Linked DNA regions of Homo sapiens: region 2 is linked to region 1. Evidence: chromatin loops called from intact Hi-C (ENCODE). Cell type or tissue: heart right ventricle. All regions are shown on one strand. Links, peaks and the distances in the headings refer to the core of each region. The heading gives the core; the rest is flanking DNA.

Region 1 (9,718 bases), core at 719-8,718:
TTCACTCTGTTGGTTGTTTCTTTTGCTGTACAGAAGCTTTTTAGTTTGATATAATCCCATTTGTTTATTTTTGCTTTTGTTGCCTGTGCTTTTGAGATCTTACTCATACAAATTTTTCCCAGACCAATATACTGAATGAAACATTTCCCCTATGATTCCTTCTGGTAGTTTTATAGTTTTGGGTCTATGTTTAGGTGTTTGATGAATTTTAAGTTTATTTTTCTATAGGATAAAAGGCGGGGGTGGTGGGGAAGGTCTGGCTTCATTCTCCTGCATAGGGATATCCAGTTTTCCCCAGCATCATCTATTGAAGAGGTTGTCCTTTCCCAAGTGAGCATTCTTGGCGCCTTTGTCAGGAGTCAGTTGGCTGTGGAGATGTGGATTAATTTCTGAATTTTCTATACTGTTCCATGAATCTATATGTCTGTTTTTATGCCAGGACCATGATGCTTTGGTGACTACAGCTTTGTAGTATTTTGAAGTCTGGTGGTGTGATGCCTCCAGCTTTGTTCTTTTTGCTCAGGAATGCTTTGGCTATATCCAGAATATACAAGGAACTCAAACATCTCAATAGAAAATGAACAATCCAATTTAAAAATGAGCAAATTATCTGAACAGACATTTCCCCAAAGAAGACATACAAAAGGCCACCAAATATATGAAAAACTGCTCAGCATTACTAATCCTCAGGGAAATGTAAATCAAAACCCCAATGAGGTATCATCTAACCTCAGTTAGGATGACTATTATCACAAAGACAAAGAATAGCTAATGCTAGAGAGGATGTGGATAAAGTGGAACTCATGTACTATTGGTGGAAATATAAACTAGTACAGCCATTATAAAGTATAGTATGGAGGGTCCTACAAATAGAACTGTTATATGATCCAGCAATCCTACTACTGGGCATTTATCCAAAGGAAAGTGATACGGTTTGGCTGCGTCCCCACCGAAATCTCATCTTGAATTCCCAGCATTGTGGGAGGGACCAGGTGGGAGGTAATTGAATCATGGAGGCATCTTTTTCGTGTTGTTCTCGTGATAGTGAATAAGTCTCACGAGATCTGATGGTTTTAAAAATGGGAGTTTCCCTGCACAAGCTCTTCTCTCGTTCCACCGCCATCTAAGAAATGCCTTCCACCTTTTGCCATGATTGTGAGGCCTCCCCAGCCACGTGGAATTGTGAGTCCAATAAACTTCTTTCTTTTGTAAATTGCCCACTCTTAGGTATGTCTTTATCAGCAGCGTGAAAAGGGACTAATATAGTAAACTGGTACCAATAGAGTGGGGCATTGCTGAAAAGATACCCAAAAATGTGGAAGCGACTTTGGAACTGGGTACCAGGCAGAGGTTGGAACAATTTGGAGGGCTCAGAAGAAGATAGGAAAATGTGGGAAAGTTTGGAACTTCCTAGAGACTTGTTGAATGGCTTTGACAAAAATGCTGATAGTTATATAAACAATAAGGTCCAGGCTGAGGTGGTCCAGGATGAGGAACTTGTTGGGAACTGGAGCAAAGGTGACTCTTGTTATGTTTTAGCAAAGAGACTGGTGGCATCTTGCCCCTGCCCTAGAGATTTGTGGAACTTTGAACTTGAGAAAGATGATTTAGGGTATCTTGCAGAAGAAACTTCTAAGCGGCAAACCATTCAAGAGGTGGCTTGGGTGCTGTTAAACACACTCAGTTATAAGCAGAGCATAAAAGTTCAGAAAATTCACATCCTGGCAATATGATAGAAAAGAAAATCCCATTTTCTGAGGAGAAATTCAATCTGGCTGCAGAAATTTGCATAAGTAATGAAGAGCCGAATGTTAATCTCCAAGACAATGGGGAAAACATCTCCCAGGCAGGTCAGAGTTCTTCATGGCAGCCCCTCCCATCGCATGCCTGGAGACCTAGGAGGAAAAAGTGGGTTCATAGGCTGGGCCCCAGGTCCCCATGCTGTGTGCAGCCTAGGGACTTGGTGCCCTGCATCCCACCTTTTCCAGCCATGGCTGAAAGGGGCCAATATAGAGCCCAGGCCATAGCTTCAGAGGATTCAAGCCCCAAGCCTTGGCAGCTTCCAGGTGGTGTTGAGCTTACAAGTGCACAGAAGTCAAGAACTGGGGTTTGGGAACCTCTCCCTAGATTTCAGATGTATGCAAACGCCTGGATGCCCAGGCAGAAGATTACTGCTAGGGCAGGGATCTCATAAAGAACCTCTGCTAGGGCTGTGCAGAAGGGAAATGTGGGGTTAGAGCCCTCACACAGAGTCCCTACTGGGGCATCGCCTAGTTGAGCTGTGAGAAGAGGGTCACTATCCTCCAGACCCCAGAATGGTAGATCCACAGACAGCTTGCACTGTGTGCCTGGAAAAGCCACAGACACTCAATGCCAGCCCATGAAAGAAACCAGGAGGGAGGCTGTACCCTGCAGAGGCACAGGGATAGAGCTTCCCAAGACCATGGGAACCCACCTCTTGCATGAGCATGACCTGGCTGTGAGACATGGAGTCAAAGGAGATCGTTTTGGAGCTTTAAGATTTGACTGCCCAGCTGGGTTTTGGACTTGCACGGTGCCTGTAGCCCCTTTGTTTTGGCCAATTTCTCCCATTTGGAGTAGCTGTATTTACCCAATGGCTTTATTTACCCAATACCTGTACCCCCATTGTATCTAGGAAGTAACTAACTTGCTTTTGATTTTACAGGTTCATAGAAGGAAGGGACTTGCCTTGTCTTGGATGAGACTTTGGACTATGAATTTTTGATGTAATGCTGAAATGAGTTGAGACTTTGGGGGACTGTTGGGAAGGCATGATTGGTTTTGAAATGTGAGGACATGAGATTTGGGAGGGGCCATGGGTGGAATGATATGGTTTGGCTGTGTCCTCACGCAAATCTCATCTTGAATTCCCATGTGTTGTTGGAGGGACCTGGTGAGAGGTAATTAAATCATGGGGGCAAGTCTTTTATGTGCTGTATAATGTGAATGGGTCTTACAAGAGCTGATGGTTTTAAAAACAAAAGTTTCCCTGCACAAGCTCTTCCCTCTTGCCACCACCACGTAAGAAATGCCTTTCACCTTCCACCATGATTGTGAGGCCTCCCCAGTCATGTAGAACTGTGAGTCCAATAAACTTCTTTCTTTTATAAGTTGCCCAGCCTTGGATATGTCTTTTTCAGCAGAGTGAAAATGGACTAATTAAAAAAGGAAATCTGTATATTTGAAGAGACATCTGTATCCTCATGTTTATTGCAGCTCTATTGACAATAGCCAAGATATAAAGTCAGTTTAGATGTCCAACAACAGATGAATGCCTTTTTAAATGTAGTCTGTATACACAATGGGATATGATTCAGCCATAAAAAAAGAAAGAAATCCTTTCATTTGAGGCAACATGGATGGAACTGGAGGGCATTATGTTAAGTGAAATAAGCCAGAAACAGAAATTTAAACACTACATGTTCTCATTCTTATGTGGAAGCTAAAAAAAGTAGATCTTATAGAAACAAAAAGTTAAACAGAGGATAGTGGAGCCTGGGAAGGATGGGGTAAGGGAGCGACAGGGAGAGATGTGTTAAAGGATATAAAATTACATATAAAGTTACAGCTAGATAGATAGAATAAGTTCCAGTATTCTCTACCACTGTAGCATAACTATACTTAATAATAATATATAGTCTTAAATAGCTAGAGGAATGTTCCCAACACAGAGAAATAATAGGTATTTGAGATGATAGATATGCTATTTGCCCCAATCTGATCACTATACACTATGTGTCTCAAAACATCCCTACATACCACATGAATATGTACAATCATTATATGTCAATTAAAGAATAAAATAAAAACATGTTCAAATAAATAAAATTAATTTGGAAGCCTAGTATCCAGGTTGAGCAAGTAAGTTGAAAACAGTAGGACCATTGAAGATGTGAAGAAGTGATGAATACAAGAATCCTTATAATTAAGTAGGTTATGTGCCTTAAAGAAACTCTGTGTGACTCTGTAGAATAGTAATCACTGAAATGTGTAGTTACCAAAAGCAGTGAAACAAGATGACACATGTTCAGTTTCTCTAGAAACAAACAATTAGTTGTGTGGAAGAAATGAAATAATAGAGTCCAGACTGTCCTGACTGTTTGTTCCTGGGGCAGAGGTTTTCTTCAGGATAGCACGGCAGGGTGCATCTTCCTAATACCTGCTGGGTGAGAAAAAAGTGGAGATTTGTAACCCCCATCAAAGAGAACCTCACCTTCCTACTTATTAGTGCCAGAAATAATTCCTCCAGGGTCATCCTTGGAGGAACAATGGAAAGAGGAGGAGGAATCAAGCCCAGCAATGCCAAGACGTCACTGTTTCAACACACTCACACCTGCCTCTTTTGATGAAATGACACTTCAGGGGGTCAGAGGTGGGCTTATTCTTTCAGCTATGTCCTGAATGAACGCACAGTAGGGAGGCCCTAGTTCTAAACAATTGTGAGCAATTATTGACTGTAATAAAAACAAAACTGCCATCAAAAAAAACTGTTCCTCGTTGCATGCTACCCCTCCTATTCCTTAGAAGTTATTACATGAAATGGACTTGCCAGCCCAGTATGTTGTCACTCTTGCATCTTCACATGACTCTGCCTCGTTGTAATCATCACCACCTTTTTTTTTCTTGAGTCCTTGAAGCAAGAATGGATCAAGGGAATAATTTAATTCTAGCGCCCTCTGCTGGTCCTGTAGAAGGGCAAGATGTCTGAAACTACATCAGTACTTGCCACATTGTTCACTACCGAAAAGCCGTTTTATTATTTTATTAACTCCAGAGACGTCACATTTTGAAATTTTTCTTTCAGAAAAACTCTGTCTATTACGTATTTATTAGTCTACCAGTTTGCATCTATTAAAGTCATAGAAAACTGCCAATCAGAACTTGTGACCAACATGCAGTAACCAAGCTTACTACACAAAGGTTATGTATTTCTAGTTCAACATAAAAATTCATACTTTACCTAGCCTGTAAAATATTGTTGGTAAGTGTGCAATTTCTGTGACTTTTTAACATATTGCACATAACTTAAGGACCTGGTTCCTACACAGAGATCCAGGGACCCCAGGTTTTGAACCATAGAGTCAGAATGTCTATCTCAGTACCTAAACAACAGGCATGTTTCTGACATATTCTTACTTTACTAGTAAGCACTTCTGGATGATCGCTAAATGTTTCTTGTTACTTGCATATAATTCTTCAAATTACTTTGGTGTGTTAACTGGTCATATCGTGGCCTAGGTTTTCAGGTAACAGGTTAGCAACAGCGATGAACAGCAGAGTGGGGGTGGAGATGGTATCTAGGAGGTGGCATACATAGGTACATGATTAGCGATATCTGAAATCCAATTCTCAGTTGCCTTCTTGCCCCATTGCCCTCCAACTGCATTACAGGATGGTCTCACAAACAGAAAGTTGATGTATTCACAGGAGAAAAGAGAGGGAGATGGCACAACATGGTAGACTCAGCAGAGTATGTGAATGGGGCCCGGGGGGAGAAAGGCAGGGGAGTGAGACAGTCAAGAAATAGGGGAGGGATAGCATTAGGAGATATACCTAATGTTAAATGACGAGTTAATGGGTGCAGCACACCAACATGGCACATGTAATATATATGTAACAAACCTGCATGTTGTGTACATGTACCCTAAAACTTAAAGTATAATAAAAACAAAGAAATAGCCAAGGAGGCCTCTGAGGCCAGAGACTCATTGTTCTCACCATGGCGACTGACACAATACCTGAACTCATACTAGGCTCTCAAACATTTGGAAAATTTCTGCAGGTATCATGCTTACTTCTCCTAGAAAAGCTCTTAGCTAGGTACAAAGCTTTACCACTGACACTAATAATCAAGACTGCTAAGATGATAATCAAAAGTAGCTTGTTCAGTGGTAGAATTGAGCTTGCTATGTGGCTGTATTTTGTACAGAAATGGCTGTATGTTTTCGAAAAAGATGAATGTGTCTCAGAGTGATTTTCAATGTGTGATTTTTTTCTTTTAAAGTAAAATTTCATTGCAATATAACATGCAAATGGAAAGGTACACAAAGTGAACACAACTACCTAACCAGAACTCAGATCAAGAAACAGATCATTCCAGCACCCAGAAGACCTCGTTGTGTCTCCTTCCTGTCATTCGCCACAGCCCCATCCCTGCTATCCTAACTTCTATGCCGTAGATGAATTTTGCCTATTTTTATAATATACACACATACACATACATGAATATATACTCTTCTGTGTCAAGTTTCTTTTGCTCAACATTATTTTGTGAGGGAAATTCATGTTGTTAGTTGCAATTTATTCTCATTGCTATATTAATAAATGTACCACAATTTTTAATCGATTCTTATGATGAGTTGACTCCAGTTACTATTCTAGCTACTGTTCTGAATTGTGCTGGTATGAGCATCTATACACATTTGTTTTGCATGCATATATACCCTTTTTTGTTAGGTATTTGCCAAGTGGTGTAATTGCTGGATCACAGGACATAGTATGTGCATACAATCAGCTTGCACAGGTGCTGCCAAAAGGTTTTGCAATGTGATTGTGCTGATTTTGTATTAGTTTTTGTGCAAAGCTAGATGCCAGAGATGTTTAGAGAGGATAAAGAACAGGGAGTGAGAATATTGTCCCTAGGCCTATGATTTGGAGCCTAAGGGGATTTGATGGAAAAGAAGACAAAATAATCCTCAAAGGGATAGGCCCCGCCAATCATCAACTAATCACTGGAGTGGATCTGAAAGTCTACTTCCTAAGGGTGAGAAAGGAAGGCAGAATCATAATGCAAAAGGCAAAGGAGAAGGAGAAGATAAGGAAGAGGATCAAAATGGATGCTACCCCCAAATGTGAAGGCAATGCTAAAAATTTACCATCATTAAAAAGTGGCATTGTAGTGTCTCAAAACCCTGACCCCAACAGGGAAAATTAGAACCAGACTGCAGCAAAATATGAGGCCTGTAGTATACATTTGTATTGGTCTCAAAGTTTCATAAACTTGTTTGGGGCTTTGTGGGCACTCAGAGTTATTAACCAGGACAGCTCCTCTTTGTAATTTTGGAGTAATGCTTTTTACCACTGCTAGTATTCACAGGAAAACAATAAAAGCTTATTTTTGAGCTTCTCCATAAGATTTTTTTCTTTATTTCTTCTAAAAAAGAAAAAACAGGATACATGTGCAGAACATGTAGGTTTGTTACATAGGTATACATGTGCCATGGTGATCTGCTGCACCTATTTACCCATCCTCTAAGTTCCCTCCCCTCACTCCCCACCCTCCAATAGGCCCTGGTATGTGTTGTTCCACTCTCTGTGTCCATGTGTTCTCACTGTTCAACTCCCACTTATAAGTGAGAACATGTGGTGTTCAGTTTTCTGTTTCTGTGTTAGTTTGCTGAAGATGATGGCTTCCAGCTTTATCCATCCATGTTCCTGCAAAGGACCTGATTTCATTCTTTTTTATGGCTGCATAGTATTCCCTGGTGTATATGTACCACATTTTCTTTATCCAGTCTATCACTGATGGGCATTTGGGCTGGTTCCATGTTTTTGCTATTGTAAATAGTGCTGCAGTAAACATATGTGTGCATTGTCTTTATAGTAGAATGATTCATATTCCTTTGGGTATATACCTAGTAATGGGATTGCTGGGTCAAATGGCATTTCTGGTTCTAGATCCTTGAAGAATCGCCACACTGTCTTCCACAATGATTGAACTAATTTACATTCCCAACAGTGTAATAGCATTCCTATTTCTCCACAGCCACACCAGCATCTATTGTTTCCTGACTTTTTAATAACCATTCTGAGTGGTGTGAGATAGTATCTCATTGTGGTGTTGATTTTCATTTCTCTGATGATCAGTGACGTTGAGCTTTTTTTCATATGTTTGTTGGCCATGTAAATATCTTGTCTTGAGAAGTGTCTGTTCATATCCTTTGCCCACTTTTTGATGAGTTGCTTGTTTTTTTCTTGTAAATATGTTTAAGTTCTTTGTAAACTCTGGATATTAGACCTTTGTCAGATGGGTAGATTACAAAACTTTTCTCCCATTCTGTAGGTTGCCTGTTCACTCCGGTGATAGCTTCTTTTGCTGTTCAGAAGCTCTTTGGTTTAATTAGGTCCCATTTGTCAATTTTGTCTTTTGTTGCAATTGCTTTTGGTGTTTTTGTCATGAAGTCTTTGCCCATGCCTATGTCCTGAATGGTACTGCCTAGGTTTTCTTCTAGGATTTTTATGGTTTTGGGTTTTACATTAAATCTTTAATCCATCTTGAGTCCAATTTTTGTATAAGGTGTAAGGAAGGAGTCCAGTTTCAGTTATCAATATAGCTAGCCAGTTTTCTTAGAACCATTTACTGAGTAGGAGATCCTTTTCCCGTTGCTTGTTTCTGTCAGGTTTGTTAAAGATCAGATGGTTGTAGGTATGTGGTGTTATTTCTGAGGCCTCTTTTCTGCTCCATTGGTCTATATGTCTGTTTTGGTACTAGTACCATGCTGTTTGGTTATTATAGCCTTGTAATAGTTTGAAATCAGGTAGCACGATGCCTCCATCTTTGTTCTTTTTGCTTATGATTGTCTTGGCTATACGGGGTCTTCTTTGATTCAATATGAAAGTTAGAATTGTTTTTTTCTAATTCCATGAAGAATGTCAATGGCAGTTTGATGGGAATAGCATTGAATCTGTAAATTACTTTGGGTAGTATGGCCATTTTCACAATATTCATTCTTCCTATCCATGAGGATGGAATGTTTTTCCATTTGTTTGTGACCTCTCCTATTTCCTTGAGCTGTGGTTTGTATTCTTCTTGAAGAGGTCCTTCACATCCCTTGCTATCTGTATTCCTAGGTATTTTACTATCTTTGTAGTGATTGTGAATGGAATTCACAATCCTGTTTTGGCTCTCTGCTTGCCTATTGTTGATGTAAAGGGATGCTTGTGATTTTTGCCCATTGATTTTAGTATCCTGAGATTTGCTGAAGTTGCTTAACAGTTCAAGAAGTTTTTGGGCTGAAGTGATGGGGTTTTGTAAACATAAAATCATGTTGTCTGCAGAGACAACTTGACTTCCTCTCTTCCTTTTTGGATACCCTTTATTTCTTTGTCTTGCCTGATTGCCCTGGCCAGAACTTCCATTACTATGTTGAATAGGAGTGGTGAGAGAGGGCATCCTTGTCTTGTACCTTTTTTCAAAGGGAATGCTTCCAGCTTTTGCCTATTCAATATGATATTGGCTATGGGTTTGTCCTAAGTGGCTCTTATTATTTTGAGATATGTTCCACCAATACCTAGTTTATTGAGAGTTTTTAACAGGAAGCGATGTTGAATTTTATCAAAGACCTTTTCTGCATCTATTGAGATAATCATGCAGTTTTTGTCTTTTGTTCTGTTGATGTGATGGATTACATTTATTGATTTGCATATGTTGAACCAGCCTTGCATCCCAGAGATGAAGCCAACTTGGTCATGGCGGATAAGTTTTTTGAGGTGCTGCTGTATTTAGTTTGCCAGTATTTTACTGAGGATTTTCACATCAATGTTCCTCAGGGATATTGGCCTGAAGTTTTGTGTTTTTTGTTGTGTCTCTTCCTGGTTTTGGCATCAGGATGACGCTAGCTTCATAAAATGGGTTAAGGAGGAGTCCCTCCTTTTCAATTGTTTGAAATAGTTTCAGAAGGAATGGTACCAGCTCCTC
Region 2 (9,718 bases), core at 896-8,895, 510 kb before region 1:
CAAAAATGCCCTAAATGAGAAAAAAGTAGACTTTGGGTCTTCATGGTACAAATAGGCTCTGTAAATCTCAGGGGAGCACTTTCTTCTGACTGAGTAGACATCACTTCTCCATACACACACTTCTGCTTTTATAGACCATGTCTCCTTAAGTATTTCCTAATTAAGACTTACAGGCAAGAGTCTGCCCAAATTAACCAGAGTTGTCTACATGAGTTGCTTTGTTTGTTAGTTTTAAATTGGACATTATTTTAAAATATATTTCCATTTTAATCTTTGAAATAATTTTAGATTTCCAGGAAAGTTACAAAGATAGTACAGAGTATTTCCCTATACCCTTCTCCCAGCTTCCCATGATGTTAGTACTTATAAAACCATGCTGCATTTTTGAAAATTAAGAAATTAATATTAGCACAATACTAAACAATGCTGAACTAAACTATAGACTTTATTTGTATTTCACCACTTTTCCCACTCACCTTATTTGCTATTCTAGAATCCAATCCAGGATAGCCCAAAGCATTTAGTCACCAGGTCTCTCCATTCTTCTCTGATCTATGACAGTTTTTTAGTCTTGTCTTGTTTAGTCTTGTCTTGTTTTGGGGGATCTTGACACTTTTGAAGAGTACTGGACATTTTGTAGAATGCTCCTCAATTTGGATTGTCTGATATTTTCTCATTAGACTGAAGTTACAAATTTTGATGAAAAATGCTAAAGAGGTAAAGTACCCTTCTCATAACACCCCTGAGCTGTTTTCTTAACTTACTCTTAATTTTTTAATTTTCTTGGCATATATGAAGGAAACCTCTGAGCTGTTTTTGAGCAAGGACTAAGATGGCAAAAAGTTGTATGTAATCTCTTACATAAAGATGTAAAGTTATATGTATAGCTTATAAGTAAATAACTTGAGAAGTTGCTTAAGTATGAAAAATAGTTGTTAGCATCGAGTTCCACTTTCTAAACCTGAATCTGTTTGCTTTAGAGATTTCAACCAAAGCATCCCACCTAAAACATTCTGAATCACAATTAGTTACCAGGCCTTCAAAGAAATTTGGTATTAATAATAAAGTACTACAGCCTACACTTGATTAGCTTTATTTATAACTTTGAGTAAATGTAAGAACATCCCCATAATAGAAGTACTCTTTCTGATTTGTGTCAATATGCTGCATGGGGTGGGAGAAAAGGGGGTAGAGGTATACCTAATGTGCTCATAAAAACAGCACATGTGTGGCACATAGCTTGCCACATATACAAATATTAGTATATTGTGGGCTTATTTTTTACAAATACATTGACAATCAATGCTTTAGATTAGTAGTCTCAAAAATATTTGTCTTATACCCTTTCATAAAGATGTTTTAGTATAAATCTTGCATAGCCTGGTTTCTTCCTCAAAAAAACAGAGTCTAAGACTCAAAAAGAGTCTAAGACAATGGCTTCCATAAAGGGAGTTTATTTGCAGGAATAATCCTACCAAGGAGAACAGGATAGTAGGGGCTGGAAAAGGGAAAACAGGGAAGGGCAGAGGCCAATTCAAAGGGGACATAATTGGGCTGGTTACTATTAAGGGCCAATAAGGGCCAATGAGGTCCCTCTGAAGAACCATGTAGAATGCACTTTAGAATTGTTCATCCAGGACATGGGAAAGGTTAAGTATTTATCCATTGGCTCTCAGCTCCCATTGAGTCAAGTTTCTCACACTTCCATATTTGTGCATGCTTGAGCATGGCTGGACAGAGGTAGAGAAAGAATAATAGATGATAGAGATATGGAGGAGCTGAAGCTTGAGGCTGACAGATCACACCTGTGCACGACTGGATGCCATACAATAGAGTACAAAGGAAGACCAAGATTATGTGAGCCAGGGTTTAATATCCGCAGCCAATGTATGTAAATTTATATATAAATGTATGTGTTATGTGCTAACCCATATTAAATTTTAGTAAAGTTCATTTCATTGTTTTCCTTGGGTAAGATAGAAATGGCACTAAAATTTTGGTTTCCATAATCGGTTAAGGATTGTGCTATAATTATTCCTGTCTCTAGTTTCTTTTTCTCACTTCCTGACTCACCCTAGTCTTTGTTCTTCTGTCAACATTTTTCACAGAAGTGTGTCGGGGAGAGAAAGAGGTGGCTTTGTGGGCCTGAACACCAGCACAAAGGGAAGGGTCCAGCATTGGGCGGGCACAGGAGTTTCCAGGGGGTGAAAAACCTCTGTTGATCTCTCCCTTGCCTTTTATAAAAATGAGATTTTTTTAAATCTGCCAAATGTCTTATGCAGCACTAGGTAAATGTTCTGAATTTTAGAGTATGAAAATATTTCAGATTGTCCAGTCTTTTGGCAATATCTTCAACTCTACATTTTATTTAAAATGCGTATATTCATCTTAAAATTATTTTTACCATGTTGAGTTGCTCATCTATAAATCTATGCTGCTTAAGTAGTAGTTTAAATGTAAATTTTAATGAATGCTATGAATCAGTGCCTAATTTGCACATTTTGTTAATTACCTGTGGTTTGGGATAATCCATCCAAGATGTTCCCTATTATATCACCCTGGGTAATTAAGAGTTGACCTATTTTCAAATTTTTGTGGCTCAAATAGAATGAATTCCAGTCAATTTTCTTTCCTAATAGAAAAACCATCATTTATTTAAATAGTCTATCAGCCATAATTGGAACATGAAATCTTGGGATGAAAATTGACTTTCAAAGGTCATAGAGTCCATCCTCCTACCTCTGGGTAGACTGTCAAACCAGCCAGCAAATATATTCCATCTTTTACAGCTTATTTGTAAAATGTAGCCAAGAATGTGCACCAGCCTGAGGAGCAACCTGTTTCTCCCTCCTAACCATCTGAGTCCTTGCCCTAAAGAAAGGTCAATCAGGCAGTTACCAATATTTGCCGAAATAAATGTGTGTGCAAATACACCCAGACACTGTATCCACACACCCTCACACAGAGGCATGACAATGAAGTTTCACACAGCGTGGGTGCACTCCCCCCAACATTCTCTTCCTTGGGTGTGAATCATGCTCTTTTTATGCCTAAAGAAGGATCAGGCATTTCCTTATGAGATTTTTCCTCACTCAAAAAAAAAGAAGCTGACTTTAAATTGTGGGCCATATTCCACATTTACAAGACCCAGGGATAGCTTTGCTGTAGACACTTACCTGTGTGGGAATGGGAAATTTTTTTTCCAACATATTATACACTTGTCTTTTATCTTTTTGTTAAGGACCCTAGATGCACAATGGACCAATGGTTATTCAAGGGCTTCTCCCAGGTCTTCCTCTAGGCTGTTATGTCCATTTCTGAACCACTGTACCCCTGGAGTTTTCTTACAAACCTCTTGTAATCCTTCATCCTGGAACTTCTGTGGCATTATTTACCTCACCCTGTCCGTTGCCAGGCAAACCACATAGCAAGTTCACTTTCTAGAATGTAGAGGCCTTCTCTTGCCCATCTTCCATTAGAGCCAGCGACACCTACTTGTCATCTTCTGCTTGCTTGAACTTCCCACTCTCAAAGACCAGTGTTGGTCTCAGACAGCCTTTGACTTGATATGAAACTGCATACTGAGTGCTGGTACAGAGAGCCTGCCCTTCCGTTCCCCTGACTGAATCCTGCTCTTCTCACCCAAAACTTAGTCTACCCACAGTCTTCCCCACCTCAGTTGATTAAAAACTCCTACTTGCCAGTTGCTTAAGCCAGAAATCTCAAAGTCATCCCTGATTCCTCTCTTTCTCTCACATCACATATCCAACTTATACTCTCAAAATACTGAATACTTTTTGGCTGGACATGATGGCTCACACTTTGGGCTTACAAAGTATAATCCCAACACTTTGGGAGGCTGAGGCAGGAGGATCCCTTGAGCCCAGGGGTTCAAGATCACCCTAGGCAATATAAAAATACCCCTTCTTTAAAAAAACAAAAAACTGACAAATTAACTGATTAGCTGGGCATGGTGGTACATGCCTATAGTCCCAGCTACTCAGGAGCCCCTGAGGCAGGAAAACAACATGAGCCCTGATGTTTGAGGCTCCAGTGAGCTATGATTGTGCCTGAGTGACAGAGTAAGACCCTGTCTAAAAAAAAAAAAAAAAAAAAAAAAAAAAAAAAAAAACAAAAAAAAAGAGCATGCTAAGTACTTCTTTGGTGGATTAAAAAATTGGATACAAACTCCTCCTACCCCAGGATGCAGGTTCCTTTGCAATTAACTTTGCTATTCCTCCCATCATGACATGGAGTCTATTTCCCTCACCACTTATATCTAAACTGCCCTTGTGACTTGGTTTAAAAACGTAGAATGTGGCAGAAATGATATTATGTGACTTCAAGGTAGGTACTTTGTAGCATCCCCACTCCCTCTCTTGGAATACTCCCTAAGGCCACCACATAAGGAGGCTGGCCTAGCACTGGGGGATGAAAGGCTGGAGGCTGGATGAAGGAGAACCAAGGTCCCCTGGCCATGTGAGGGAGCCAGCCTTGCCGCAGATGCAGCCACATGAATGAGTCCAGAAGAAACCATCAGAAGAACCACTTGGCCAGCCCACAGAATGAGGATAATAAATTATTTTAAGCCACTTTGGTTTTAGGGCAGTGTTACCCAGCAGTGATGATGTTCACTTCTCACTACCTGCACTGCCACTTGCACTGCTGCCATTTTGATTGGAGCCACCAGCCAGAATCACTTCAGTAGCTTCTGCCTGGCCTTCCTCCTCCTGTCCTTGGCCCCTACAGCCTCTTCTCAACACCACCCCTAAGTGATTGCTTCAAAATACAAGCCAGATCATGTCACTCTGCTCCAAATCTATGCTACTGAGGGCTCCTATATTCATTCTGAGTGAGTGCCCAAGTACTATGATGGCCAGTGTGGTTCAACATGGCTTAGCCCTCATCATCTCTCTGACCTAACCTCTTGTTATGCTCTCTCTCATTCACTCTACTTCAGCCACACTGGCCCCCCATGTTGCTGAACATGCCAGATATGTGCCCACCTTTGGGCCTTTGCATTGGCTATTTTCTCTGCCTGCAGTGCTCCTCTTCAAATCTCTGCTCAAATACCACCTTCTCCATGAAGCCTACTCTGACAACCTTATTTAAAATTGCACTTTTCATCCTGCCCAGGACTCCTAGTCATCCATATCCTTTCTACATCTCTTATCACTTTCTATTATGCTACAAAGTAACTTACTATGTTTATTGCCTATCTTCCCCCATGAAAGCAGAGATTTGTCTATTTTGTTCAATTATGCATTTCAAACATCTAGGAGCATATAAAAATATTGAATATTTTTTAATATTTATTGAATGAATATTAATTATTTACAGAAAAGTTCATTGGAATCTTTGGTAATTAATTTCAAATTTTAATAAATCTTAGTGGTTTTCAGGAATTCTGTGAATATTTTACTTGAATTTTTTTAATGTGCTTTAGCCATTTTGATAAATGGTATGGAAAATACATTCTTAGATATGGTATTGACCAAATTTTGTGTTACTCAAAATGGCCTCATTATTGTCATGGATTGAAGCATAGCAGCTGTTTCTTCCCATTTTCCCCTCCTCACTTTCTGTCCTAAAGCCCCTCTGCTCATTTGAGTTTTCTCAAATCAGTCTCCCACAGACCTACCCTGATGCTCCATGCTGCACTGTGAGCTCGGGTGCCCAAAGGAAATGGCTAAAGTTGTTTACCACGGAAACATGGGAAGAAGCCAAGAAGAAAGAAAATTAAGGAACCAAGAACAGCCCCTGGAAATCAGAAAAAGGCAACTGGAATTCCCAGAATGATGGCAAAGGGAGTCCTAGAAGCACCCAGGTGGAGTGCAAACAATCTACATGTCTCCAGAAAAGGAAAAAAAGGAATGGATCTGATTAACTGGCAGATTTGACAGTGTGGAAAATCAAGAGGCATTTTACAAAACTGTTTACAAAGCTGTTGGAGGGTGTAGGAGGACTCAGTCTCAGGCTGAAAGAAAGTAGGCTAAAGAAAAAGAAATGAAACAACGATTAACAATTATTAACAACTAAAATAGATATAATAAAAATCAATCCTTATCTACAAAAACCCTTATAGCAAATACCATACTTAATGGTAAAGCATTAAAATCATTCTCCCGGAAATCAAGAACGATACAGAGATGTTTGCTTTTACCTCATCTATTCGATTTTGATCTGTATATCCTAGCTAGTACAGTAATGCAAATGAAAGAAACACTATAAAGATTTTAAGGGAAAAACCATGACTACCATTATTTGCACACAACCTAGTTTTGTACTTAGAAAATCCAGCAGAGTCTACAGGTGAAATATTAGAACAAATAAGTGATTTTTAAATGTCTCTAGATACAAAATCAATATACAAAATCAACTGTATTTCTACACGCTAGCAACAAACAACTGGATTTTTTTTTACTTCTACCCTTTATAATAGCTTCAAAACTATCAGTCAAATACAGGAATAAATCTAATGCAACTTACACAAGACTTCTATCTGGAAAGCATTTATAAGAGAAATTAAAGCTACCCATATAAATGATAAAATGCACCACGCCTGCATACTAGAAAACTCAATACTGTAAAGCTTCAGATCTCCTCAAATTGCTCCATAGATTAAATGCAATTTCAAATAAAATCCCAAGAGGTTTATTTGTCTGGTTGGTTGGTTTTTGGCTTTGGTTGTTGTTGTTGTTATTGTTGTTGCTATTGTTTTCAATTGTTGATATTAACAAGCTGATGTTGAACTAAAACTTGTATGGACATAAAAACTCTTAAGAATACCCAAAACAAACTTAAAAGAAAAATAAAGTTAGAGGATTTTCAGATTGCAAGGGTCAACAAATAACAGTTAAAATGGAATGGATGCAAGGATAGACAAATAGAAAAATGACACAAAATAGAGTGCAGAAACAGACTCACAAATATACAGTTGGCTAATATACAACGAAAGTGGTGGCAGTTTCCACCATAGGGCAGGGGGAAAGGAAGTACTTTTCAGTAAACAGTACTGACTCAGAATTAAATTAATTTTTTTTAACTTTTAGTTTAAGTTTAAGGGTACATGTGTGGGTTTGTTACATAGGTAAACTTGTGTCATGAGAGTTTGTTGTACAGATTACTTCATCACCCAGGTATTAAGCCTAGCACCCACTAGTTATTTTTCCTGATCCTCTCCCTTCTCCCACCCTCCCTCCTCCAATAGGCCCCAATGTGCGTTATTCCCCTCTTTGTGTCCACAGGGTCTCATCGGTTAGCTGCCACTTATAAGTGAGAACATGTGGTATTTGGTTTTCTGTTCCTGCATTAGTCTGCTAAGAGTAAAGGCCTCCAGCTCCATTCCTGTCCCTGCAAAATACATGATCTCATTCTTTTTTATGGCTGCATAGAATCACATTAACAAAATTTTAAGAAAGAATCTCACAGGATAAACAGGACAAATTGATAATAAAACATAGACAAAGAAACAGTGTTTTTGTGTTCAGGATCTCGTCTGCAGATGAGGTGTGGTTTTTGATCCTAAGAAAGGAACTCATTGCATCTGCTTTGTATCTAGACCCATCTTTGACTTTTGCAGGAAAAGGGCTGGCAGATATATGAAACATTCTTAGGTAAGGAGGGCTCTGGAGAAATTTTGATGTACTTCTTTTGCTAGATTTTGGTAGGTCTTTTGAAAAATTCCAGCAGTTCTAAAAGTATCTCTACTCTCTTTCCAAATTATTCCTAGTTCCTGGTGATAACCAGACTACTACTTGTTATTTTTTGAATGACACTTAAAGAGTAAATACGTTCCAAATCTGAAATGTTAAATTCCATGTATAACAGGAGTCTTTTTATTTTATGGTATCTTTCTGAAAGCAACACTATCATTCACTAATTTTAGTTAAAATATTTTAAACTAGTTTCTTCTATCATTTAAGCCATTTCTTGAGGTAGTAATAAAAATTTATTTACTCCAAATTTAAGACTCAAGAAAGAATGTTTTTTGTGCTCTTTGCCGTATTCCAAGGGAACTCCCAATCAGATTACACACCATTTTGAGAATCTGTCAAAGGAAATCTAGACTTCAAAAAGAATATAGTTTAAATGATTCTGATTTTTCTCTACCTATATTTATAAAATTAACTTTGAAACCCTCTTGAACTTCTGCATAGTTTGAATTCTAGTACCCACACAGTGCTATGATCCCTGCAGACATTCAATAAATGTTAATTGCATTGAATTGAAATTTAATTTGAAGCCTTTGAGGGAATTAAATCTTCTACTTTTTTGTAGCTTTTTGCTTTACACCAAGGAGTCTTTTCCCTGAGTGTATTGTAAATTAATTATAGAATGTAATGTTTAAATGAAAGCAAAGCAACTCAATACACAGCTTGAAAAAGCTGAAAATAAAAACTCTCCCTGTGATAATCAAACTGCTTTGGTACCTTTGCAGTAATTCTCTTCAGCAGAAAATCAAATGGATAATAGTCTGTGTGCTTAGCATATTCTTGCCATCACAATAATAGCTCTTTTAAAACAGGTTCCAAAGGGAAATGTTATTGAGTATTACATTGATTCACACTGACGATTTGTGAGAGAACATTCATGGAGCTGTGTGCCATGAAGTGCATTTATGAAAGCCAATGCTTACCCAAATTCTCTCTGACTAAATCTGAAATAGGAATGACAGATCTTCAGCCCTTTCCACAATGGTAAAGAGTCAATTTCCTTTACCTTCGTTTTTACTTGATTTTATTTTTGATGAACAGTTAATTCTTCAGGACTAATCATTCTCCCTGTGAAACAGAAGATGAGCTGAACTGAAAAGAGAAGTTCTGACTTCCCAGAAGACTGTGGATTAGGACATTTCCTCCCTAAGTCTTCCTATTTCTCATTCTGGATCCTCATGGCTCTTGTTTCTCCTTGTCAAGGTATCAGGAAAAGAGAGGTGGGAGGGAAAGTGCTCTTGCATGGAAGGAAAGAGTTTTAAGTGACCCTCTGAGGATGTGTATATGGCAAAAATCGGACTAGGTGGAATCTCCCACATGAACTTTTTTGGTCTCAAGCCAATATAAAAGGTCAAATATAGAAGAAAGCTATTCTCTTCACCCTGAGGTATACATTGCCTAGGGGAAGGAAAATAATTAGATGTTCTCACTGTAATTGTGGTGACAAAATGAGAGTAATCTGTCACTTGCAAGAAGAATAGAAAAAGAAACCTTAGATATTCCTATCACTTTTACAGGAGTTTTTATAACGTAATTCAGAGACTCCCTGCTTCATTTGGGAAAAATGTCAAAATATGTACTTAACTCAGATGTGTCCAAAACTGTAGATGTCCTCTCCTCTTGTCTCAAGCCCACTTAAAGCAGACCTCAGGAGCAAATCCAACTCCACAAAACATTAATGAGTGTATTAGATTTACTGAAAATTGAGTGAGGAGGCTGAGGAATGGTTAATGGCACATTATGTGTAAAAATACTTTTCAAATTTCTAATAAATATATCTGTGGCCTTGCTCTGTCGTGGCTAGCCTCCAGGATGGACCCCACTGATCCATGTTTCCTGATTTTTATGACCTTGAGTAATCTCCTCCTATACTGAATCAGCACTGGCTCTGAGTGATCAAGAGTATATAGTGGAAGCATGGCTTCCAACTTGCCCTCTTGGATTGCTTGCTTTGGGAAAAGCCAGTTATTGTGTTATGTGGACACTCAAGCAGCTCCATGCAG

The links. A loop is a pair of places that touch in the nucleus more often than their neighbours do. Peaks named below come from ENCODE experiments on the same cell type or tissue, not always from the same donor. Only the 100,000 strongest peaks of a DNase experiment are listed, where the experiment ranks them.
Region 2: a loop joins it to region 1, with 2.5 times the contacts of the local background. A loop is called at or near these places in 10 of 110 quality-filtered maps.

The regions. Positions count from the first base shown.
Region 1 is chr14:24,730,077-24,739,794 of GRCh38, reverse strand. No RefSeq gene overlaps it. Among named protein-coding and RNA genes, the nearest start is that of GZMB, 100 kb to the right of the region's middle. In heart right ventricle, for the core only: a CTCF peak has its summit at 4,703 (motif pointing left); a DNase peak (open chromatin) is centred at 4,696.
Region 2 is chr14:25,240,220-25,249,937 of GRCh38, reverse strand. It overlaps LOC105370415 (a long non-coding RNA gene), which reads right to left and starts at 3,380. Exons shown (of 6, transcript XR_007064373.1): 1 at 3,177-3,380; 2 at 477-681. In heart right ventricle, for the core only: no CTCF peak of the experiment used is centred there; no DNase peak of the experiment used is centred there; H3K27me3 peaks cover 577 bases.